2 separate regions of the Homo sapiens genome follow, and region 1 is linked to region 2. Evidence: chromatin loops called from intact Hi-C (ENCODE). Cell type or tissue: Caco-2. All regions are shown on one strand.

Region 1 (5,000 bases), 350 kb before region 2:
CTCAGAGTTACTCTGTTATGATGCTCTTGAAATTTGGCTGTTTGAATATTTTGCTGCATTTCAAAATCTGAGAATTGAGAACAATAAAAAGGACATTTTGTCTATGGTAGATAGGATTTTGAAGTTCCTGGGAATCTAAGTGGTTTACTTTGTAAGTCTTTGTTCATGTACCAGACATTTTCCTAAGGTTCTACTCTGTGCTGAGGGAGAGAAAGATGAAAATGACAGAGACTGTGCCCTATAAGCTCTAACAACTTAGGACTTGGGTGATGTGGTGGCTTTTATGACATATATACAAAGATATTATACACACATATATACACAGATATTATATGGAATATACACAGAGAGACATGTAATTGTTTCCCCCTGATGGAAGTGGGTGTGGAGTTTATAATATGTAGGTTAAATAGCAGTGCAAATGGCCCATGTTTCTTAACTATTTAAAAAATGAAATAAAATAATATAATTTTCAATTATTGAGTACTTATTAGTGAGCAACGCAAATACCCATGTCTTTTTCACTGGCAGCAGCAACTGAAAATATATTTGTGGAATTCATTCCTTGATTCAGGAAATGTATTAAGTGCCTACTATGTGTTAGGGAACCAAAACAAAAAATTGGCTGGACGCAGTGGCTCACGCCTATAATCCCAGCACTTTGGGAGACTGAGGTGGGTGGATCACGTGAGGTCAGGAGTTCGAGGCCAGCCTGGCCAACATAGTGAAACCCCCTCTCTACTAAAAAAATACAAAAATTAGCCTGGCATAGTGGTGGGCACCTGTAATCCCAGCTACTCAGGAGGTTGAGGGAGGGAGAATTGCTTGAACCTGGAGGCAGAAGTTGCAGTGAGCCAAGATTGTGCCACTGCATTCCAGAGGTGAAAGAGCGAGACTCCGACTCAAAAAAAAAAAAAAGGCACATTCACAAATACATGCTAGGAATAGTCCATAATATTGCCTACAAAACAAGTGGTAGCACAGAAAGCTCATTTCTCAAAAGTAACTAGTTAAGCCATTTGAAAACATTATAAAAACTGTGATAGAGATAGATGATCACAGATATCTATGACCAGACCTCATTATTTACCATTCTCATTTATGGGAAATCAAGTTTTTCTCCAGAAAGTACAAATCTGGTGTCAGAGTGACCAGAGCTGTGTTGCCTCACATAGATCCTCGCTATAGGTTTAGAACCGCTCAAATTAGTAATATGAAGCTAGGGCTATACAAAATAGGATAATAGTGTGCATTTGTATGGCTTTGGCATGTGTGACTGGTGAACTTTATGTGACATGCTTGTGCCTGTGTATGTGTGTCTTACCGCCTTAAAAAACAAAACAAAACAAAACCAATCATCCAAAAGCAGGGACCACATCTTATGTTTGCACAGTGCAGTGCTCCATAAAGAAGGAAAGAATAACAATTCTTAGGACCAGATTCTTCATTTTATAGGAATCTGGAGGTTCAGATAACTGAACTTGTGCAAGGATTTTTTTTTTTTAAGAGAAAGAGAAAACAGGCAAATTGTGTGCAACTGGGAATGGGAGAATAGAGAGATTTGTTTATTCTCTACTAAGCTGCCAAAGAAAGATGACAGAGGGATAGGTATTTTCTCCTAGAAAAGTTCCCTTTGCTGAATTTGACAAGAAAAAACCAAAAAAGACTATTGACTATCACACACAAAAAAAGTCTTAATTTCTAGAGAAGGGACCAGAATAGTCTGGGCTGTGCAGTGCTCTCTGGGAATGACTGGCATTCAGCTGGAGTGGTTATGGGGTTAGGCAATTATGGGGTTTATGAGACACTGGTAGAGAAGGAACTTGAGCCTGGTGACATGTTTTGATGACTGCTTCCCTTTTGTCACTCATTGAATTCCAGAGGAGACCAACTAAAGCTATTGTGAAGTGAGAACGATCAAAGCCTGTGGTCCTCAGTGGCCTAATTTGGTGGTCTGATCCCAGTCAGAGGGAATAGAGGAAAGGAACTGCTCTTCTGAAAGTGAAAAGATTTCTGAATGCAGATGTGGTTGCTGCATAGCTCTTGGTGGGCCTTTCTGTGTGAAGTCAGTGACCTTAGGGTCTGCCAACAACATCCAGCCAAGGTCACATTTTGGTGGAGGTGCCATGAGCTGCATGCATTTAAAAACTTCACTTTAACTTGTCCGCCACCTGATGTTTATGGAGTGGCTTTTCTAAAGCAACAAGATTTGGAGAAACAAAGTGTTAGAGCTTCTAACCTTACCCCATCTTTCATCCTATTTCTACTGCCCTCTGGTGGACATGTTAATTAGAGAAACTGCCACTCCCCACCCCATCAGCACTACCTTCTCCATCACCATCACCACCAGTATCATCATCACCACCACCGCCACCTCTATCGCCACCATCATCATCATTACCACCACCATCCTTGTTTTCCTCATGCATATACTCAGCATCGGCCACATCATCACCCATAAACATTAGTTTCATATTATGGTGGTGGTATACCAGGTTAATAGTACATATTTCAAAACTCTGGTCCACCGGATTATACAAAGTAAATTCTTCATCAATCTGTCAACAGTCAAAGTCAAGCAGAGAAATACATGGTGTTTGTGTACAGTCCTTGGGTAACTCAGGATGACTGCACCATGCTATTGCCTTCCAAACAAACCAAGTGATGCCAGGAAAGCTGTACCTTTTATGAAATAAGATGTGAATACTAACTCTTATTTTTACCACACAGTTGGTAGACAGGATTAAGATGATCTGAGGTGCTTTATTTTTCCTTTCTGGTAAGTTCATACTTTTTCATCAGAAGGTAGCACAGAATGCATACCTCTGTGTATATGTATGAGGTCGCAACATTCCTTGGCATATAGTCTTGATTTTTAAGTTGTTTCTTTCTGTGTGTGCGCCTATATATATGTAGGAACACACACACCCACACATACATACTCCAGGATAAAATAATAAAAACTTATAAAATCGCAAAGAGTACTTGTCCAAATAAAGGACTAACTGCCTATAAAATTTCCTTTCAGGCAGTGAAGTCATAGCTGGAAGTTGGCAATAAGACCATCTGAAACTACTAAAAACATTCTGAAATGTTCTGGAGGAGAGAGAGGGAGAGAGAGAGAAACAGAAGAGATAGAGAGAGAGAGAAACAGGAGAGAGAGAGAGAGAGAGAGAAAGAGGAGAGAGAGAGATCCAAAAGCTTCCTCAGCTGAGTTATTCTGCCTTTTATAAAACAAGTTCACATCTGGACTGATAACTTGAATTCTACCCAGTGCCATTTAAATAGCCCAAGTTATAAACCTCTTAAACTTGGGGTTTATAATAGAAACACTGACAGACCCTTAACTATAGTGCCTCTATAGTAATGAAAGCACAACTATTTCATTATAGCAGTGTCTGGCAGGGCTGCTATAATTAAGAGTCTGTCAGCGTTTCCATTATAAACCCAAATTTTAAGAGGTTTTTAACTCACATTGTTTTAAATCACATTGGGCTGAAGCTGGCTGTACAAAATGTCAGACCAGATGTGTGTGTGTGTGTGTGTGTGTTGCTTTTTTTTTTATTTACGAGAGAGAGGGAAAGAGAGAGGCATATAGGTGAAGGTTGTTTTTAAGATTGGGTTTGAAAAACACGTATTAAAAAATTATTCCCTTGCTAAAGGTAAAAGATGCATGGGGTAGGGAAGCATAGAGAATCAAGTTTGAAATACCTTTTATTTTTGGTTGTTTTGATTGTATTTTTTTTCCTTTAAAAGTAGTCTCATTTGAGAAAGCAGTTTTGTACGTATCCAAAAGCAATGTTAAAAAAAAAAAGAAATCATTTGATACCAGCTTATTGATACTGGCTTATTTGGAAGATATTTGATAATGTATGCTGCTGGAGACGATGGAAATATCTTGTATTGTTACTTGTTCAGCTGCTCTGATATTCGAGATAATCTTTTCTGAGCTCACCATCCTTGGTGGGAATCACTTTTATGTTTAAACACACTCTTGGAATAGGGTTGCCTGATCAAAGCCTTATTAGTTTTGGGGGAAAATGAATAGAATTTGGATGGTTATGTTGGTTTCATGTATGTGGTGATAGGATTTATTAGTTTATTATTTATCAAATTATTATTTATCAGATAACTTTATTAATTTATTATTTATCAAAGACCATTTATTGGACATCTACTGTGTGCTGATTATTGCATTAGGAACTCTCTAGTGCAGTACATTCATTGGACTGGCAGCATTGCCCAGCACCTCTGTGTCTTTGATGTCAATATTAGGAAGCTAAACTGAGCATTTCATTCAGTAGCGTTCTAACTAGAACTCTTTGTCTCTTCCAAGGGGCCCCTTACTTATGTGGTAAGACTACTGCTCCCTCTTCCCCATACATTATTGACTTAGCACACAGCAGCCTCATCTAGAGGAAAGTATAGACTTAGAGCAGGTTCAGCTCGCTCCTTCCTTCCTCCCTCCCTCCCTTCCTCCCTCCTTTCTTTCTTTCTTCCTTCCTTCCTTCCTTCCTCCCTCCCTCCCTCCCTCCCTCCTTCCTTCCTTTCTTCCTTCTTTCCTTTTCCTTTTTCTTTGGATAGGTTCATTCAGGTGTTTGAAGCGCTGACTGCTAGCTAGCTAAAGGCCCAGGGAGCCTGGAGAGAAAGATGCCAGACTAATGGTTCTCCCAGGAGCCTCCTTGAGAGATGTCTGTGCCTTTGTAGAAGGTATAGATACTGTCCTCCAGGGACCTCCCAACCTGTGGGTCACACTGGGAGTAGAGGAGGAAAAAGAAGCTCATCCTCTTCCACAAGCAACTCCCTAACATTTTTATTATTATTTTTTTGAGACAGGCTGTTGCCCGGGCTGGAGTGCAGTGATGTGATCTTGGCTCACTGCAACCTCTGTCCCCCAGGTTCAAGCGATTCTTGTGCCTCAGCCTCCCAAGTAGGTGGGACTACAAGCATGCGCCACCATGCTCAGCAATTTTTTGTATTTTTAGTAGAGATGGGGTTTC
Region 2 (5,000 bases):
GGTGAGCAGAGATCACACCACTGCACTCCAGCCTGGGCAATAAGAGCGAAACTCCATCTCAAAAAAAAAAAAAAAAAAAAAAAGTTCTATCGGGAGAGACACTTAACCACTTTCTGTGTTGTCCAAAAATACATGGCCACACTTAATTTCAAATCCTTTCATGTTTCCTGGAAGGAAGAAAATCAGAATGAATGAGAATGGTCCTGATCATTACAACATAGATATATGATAATAATGGTGATTTGGTTAGATTGTTTTCTTCCCTGAAGAATTTAAAGTGATTTCAGTGTTTAAAACAAATCTGCATTTAAGAGAACAGGTAGGTTGCTGGTGCCACTGTTTCTAGAGGAAGTAGAACATAGAGTGGAAGTGACTTACTCACAGCCATAATATGTGTTAGCAAAAATCCTGACACCCAGGGCCCCAGATTCCTAATGCATTGCCTTCAGAACCACCTATGAGACTCTCCTTGGTCTTTTCAGGAATAACTGTCATTTCTTTAAGCATCTTGAATCCAGGTCTCCATGTGGTGATGGGTTCAAGTTTATAGTTTAAATAGACTTTGGAATGACTGATCTTTTCTATGAAGCAACTGTGGGAGGCTGGATTGTGTAGGACAAAAGTAAGAAAAAAATATAGATTAAATTTAGGTAGGTCTGTATTTAAATTTCAGTTTTGTCTCGTTCCCTGTGTGACTTCTGGAAAGTTACTTAACGTCTCTGAGATTCAGTTGCTTCCTCTGAAAATACGAGCATAATGTCTCTTACTTTGCAGGTTGTGATGAGTGAAAGAAGAAAGGTTCTGAAATGCACTGCACAGTGATGGGCACCAAGAGCAGTTCTACTGTAGGAGCTGTTCTGATCAGTATCACCCAGTTCTTCAGATGTTTTGATTTTCCACATTTTGAGCACCAGAACAGGTCCAGAAATATTGGGGCACTGTTACCAAGTGAGGCTGACGTTGTTTCAAGATAAACAACGTACTTTTTGTTTGTTGCAGACTACTCAATTTATTTTGCTAAAATATTAAGTTCATTGTATCTGTCGGGGGATTAGGTTATGCTGAAGTAACAAACTACCCCAAACATCTGTGACTTTATTCTCATGCTACACATCCATCCATAATGTGAAAAAAAAAAAAAAAGATATTTCAGGGTCTTTCCTTGCTTCCTCCCATCTTAGAGCTGCTTTTGGCAACCCAGTGCTCACAGTATGCGCAAGTAGGCACCATGAAATTCAGGTAAAACAGCAGCTTCTAGAAACTGCTCCACCCTAATTCCAAGAGACCTTGAGTACCATGCTAGAGAGCCCATCCTTCTGTTACCTGTGGGGAAACTCTTGCTACAGAGAGGAGTTACAGCCCTGAGCTGCCTGCCTTATTAAAAAGCACACTTCTGCTCTAGGCAAAAGACAGTCTGGTCTTGCTTTCCTCACTTAATAGGACGCCAGCCTTCACCGGCTTTATCTGTTGTGGTTTGTGGGGGCAGAATCCCAGGTTTCAACGGTGTTGCTAGGTGTGTGGTAGGTCTGCCTCCACTTGGAGTTTCTCTTTGCTCCACTTTCAAGGTGAACTGCAAATATGAGGCTGTTTGGACCTAAGTCAGGAGGGTTTGGGGAAAAGAAAGCAAAACATCATTTTGATTTATCAGTTGCTTAGTAAGTAGCTACTGACCAGGAATCTGCCACTTGTTTTGACTAATATAAGCCAAAAAATACAATTGAAACTGGTTTATGAGTGTAGATATCATCTCAGTTTTTTTAAGGCCCACGAATAAAATCTAATCTCTTAAAGTGTGTACCTATTTGTAAAGAAACATAAATATTTGATCAAAACTTGAAATGTGCCTAATTTTGCAACTCAAATTCCAAACTAGTTGAAACCTCATTCCTTAGAATTTGTTTTAATAACACCGCTCCTCCTTGCTCCAGCTTGGACTCGCTTCCTTCTTCCTTTCCCTTTTCTGCAATACTGAAATGGGCTTATGTATTTATTAGCAGAGTCCATTTAAACCCAGGAAGGTCGATGCTTTTTTTGGAACAGCTTGAATAAAAAATAAAACATAATCTTTGCTCAGTACCTCTTTCTCCACCCTCTTCTCCCCCCCTTTTTTTTTTTGGTAATATACCGGGGAGAAAAAAAAAAACAACTTTCCAAACACAGAACTTTATGGCCAGAAACAATCTGGCTGCTGGAATAAACAGTCTGCTCCCTCGTTTACCATTCCATCATGCGCTTAAGTCCTGAGAAGCCCGCGGCTGCCCGCAATAGTTCTCGGTTGGCAGCAGGGAAGTCTGCCAACGTCCCATCAGGCTTGTTTCTTAAGCAAAGTTGTATAAGTTAACAGGTTTTATTGTTGGGGGTAATCTGGGGCTGTTCTTGCAGGAGGAAGGGACGAGGCCCCCAGAGTGTTTGCCAGCAACAGCCCTTGGCTTTCCTCATTCCCTCTCCTCATTAATTTGTGTGAGCTCAGCTCGGATAACAAACGGTGGGGCTGGGGGATCCCATTCAGCCAGGCCTGGCCCCTGTACGGCCTGTGAGCTAATTGCTCTAATTGAGTGGGAGGGCCTGCTTTCCTCTCGATCTGTCCCTTCCCGGCCTTGTTTGGAGACGAATGAATGGAGGCCCACTTCAGCTCCTGCTGGTAACCAGTCAGGAGCTTGGGCCACAGGATCCACTCCGGGGATCCACATCCCAGACAACTCTTTCACCTGCGGCTCCGGCCCTCCTTTGTGTGCCGAGGTATTCTGACAGTGTTCATTCAGGGCTTTGCTTGCTTGCTTTCTCTTTCCTTTCAGCTTGAGAAACATTCTGCTATAATTTATATCTGGGAAACGGCATTAGAAATGTGTTAGCGTGCCGCTCCAGATGGACAGATCATTTACAACTAGCACAATATATTATCAATGCACTGCTCTTTAAGACCTGCTATATAATAGACATGTAATGAAGCATATGAAACATGGGTTTCATTTCCAGGCCCCGAAAGGGGAAAATGATTTCGGGGAAGAAAACCCACCCCAGGTGGGGGGTAAAGGGTGGGGGCTTGGGGGACAGGGAATGGGCCTGTCTCTTTAAGACAGACTAGGAGGAAAACCAAAAGTCATCAACTCTGAAAGTAACAAATGAGAGCCCAGAGCTGTGCAGCTAATGTGCAAACTTGTTTCTGTCCTCTATGGCGCCATCATTTATTCAGGAGGTAGAAGCAGAAGACGGGGACTTGCATTCGCTTGATACTCAATTATACATTAGTGTACATCACTTGGCAATCTGTTCATATCAATTTAATTGGATTTTAATATTGCCTCTGATCTTGTTGTCCAATTAACAGTACTGGCTGGCAATAAAGCAGAACCACACACTATGTAACACCTTTGATCCCTGCCATATGGAGCTCTTCCATTGATTACCACATTTTCAAAAAATTTCACTCTCTCAATATGGGCTGTGATAAATGGGAGAAAAAGCACATCCCTGATGTGATAAAAATTTCACTTCAACTCGCAACTTCATTTATTTTGTTGACATTCGGCTCTGATTAAGAACAATAAAAAAATCATGCCCTGAATATCATATGCAAATACAACCCTGGGCATGAATCTAATCATGCCATGGGAGCATTACCATGACTAGCCTGGCATCGGCTCAATTTTTTTTAAAGTGACAGCATACACTTCTGGGCTCACTGTGCAAAGTAGTCGCCACCGCTATGGCATTTAATAAACATCTGATGTTTCAGTTCCCACCAAGGCATGGCGAAAGCGTTTGCATTTCTGCCTGTTATTGTGAGGCCCCTCGGTGCAGGTGACGCCTCGTGTTGACCCTCCCCTGATCCTCATCTCCCTACTCCTAGCTTGGGGACAGCCAGGCAGCTGGGAGCCAGGATAGGGGTGAGATTCCTTTGTGGGCTCTCAGGCTTCCTTCTTTTTGGGGGACACCCTTCAGAATGGATGGGCCATGGCGCTTTGGTCTGGAAGGAGCTGCAATGCCAAGGACGGGACCTGCCTGCTCTAGGAAGCTTCTGAATGAATGTGTGCTCCAGCTTCCTGTTTGCCTCTCGGAGTTACGCAAGCAATTATGGCTTAATGCCCTGGAGACACTCCCAAATGACAGGATTAACCCCCAAGGGAAACTGGCTTCTGTTGTGAAGGATTACATCAATGTTCTAAAAAGCCCTTCCACAGCTCTGTGGAATCAATCGCTGATCCTTTTCATGCCTCGACAAGAAGGTTGCTCATGGCCAGAGCTGGGAAGTACCAGAGAGGCCCCTTTTTGGATCCCACAGGCTCTCCTCTCACACCCTCTCTTGCTCTCTGGGACAGACCCCTCAGGCCAGCTCTGGAGCTCTGCTTCTGGGGTCTATGCAGCTGGTCCTGGGCAGTTGGACTCCTAGCTTTAGTAAGGTGGCCATGCCCAATGGCAATGGGGTCCCCATGGTAACCAGGGTTCACCTGGAATCTGGACAACTTTGGAATGTGGGAGGAGGGCTAAGGCTATTGGTTACACATGTCATAAATTATTTCTTGACCATTAGCGGTGTTTCTGCCTCATAACTGTTCTTCAGGCATATTAAATCAGCAAGAAGGAAGAGCATGCTAGGACATCTGGGGCTGCCAGATAATTCAGTTAATTTCTATTCCCTTGAACCTGGAGGTGTTAATTTAGAAGCACAACAGAAGAGTCTGAAGAATGCTAATACGTCATTTGAATGATTAATGCAATCAGGGGGATTGGGGGGACCTCTGTTTACTCTTCAATTTTGACATGGCACAGCAAGGAGGAGAGTGGCTAATTTTCCAAAGTTAAGGGCAAGTTGGTTTCAATATAGTCACATGGCCCTGGCTGGAGTTTGGAGAGCTAGGGCGACTCAGGAGGGCTATATGGGACAATGGGGGCCAGTTTTGTTCATATAATGGCTACAGCCAGGAAAACAGATGCAATTGTTTGTGATCTGATGAGCCTGGTCCTCTTGGGTGAGGAAGCTCCCAGAAGCTACTGGGAAC

The links. A loop is a pair of places that touch in the nucleus more often than their neighbours do. Peaks named below come from ENCODE experiments on the same cell type or tissue, not always from the same donor. Only the 100,000 strongest peaks of a DNase experiment are listed, where the experiment ranks them.
Region 1: a loop joins it to region 2, with 2.4 times the contacts of the local background. A loop is called at or near these places in 6 of 110 quality-filtered maps.

What each region holds. Positions count from the first base shown.
Region 1 is chr2:60,558,243-60,563,242 of GRCh38, reverse strand. No RefSeq gene overlaps it. Among named protein-coding and RNA genes, the nearest start is that of BCL11A, 7.1 kb to the right of the region's middle. In Caco-2, a CTCF peak has its summit at 2,315 (motif pointing left); no DNase peak of the experiment used is centred here.
Region 2 is chr2:60,213,105-60,218,104 of GRCh38, reverse strand. No RefSeq gene overlaps it. Among named protein-coding and RNA genes, the nearest start is that of MIR4432, 170 kb to the left of the region's middle. RefSeq lists enhancers at 2,065-2,565, 2,566-3,066, 2,725-3,745. In Caco-2, no CTCF peak of the experiment used is centred here; no DNase peak of the experiment used is centred here.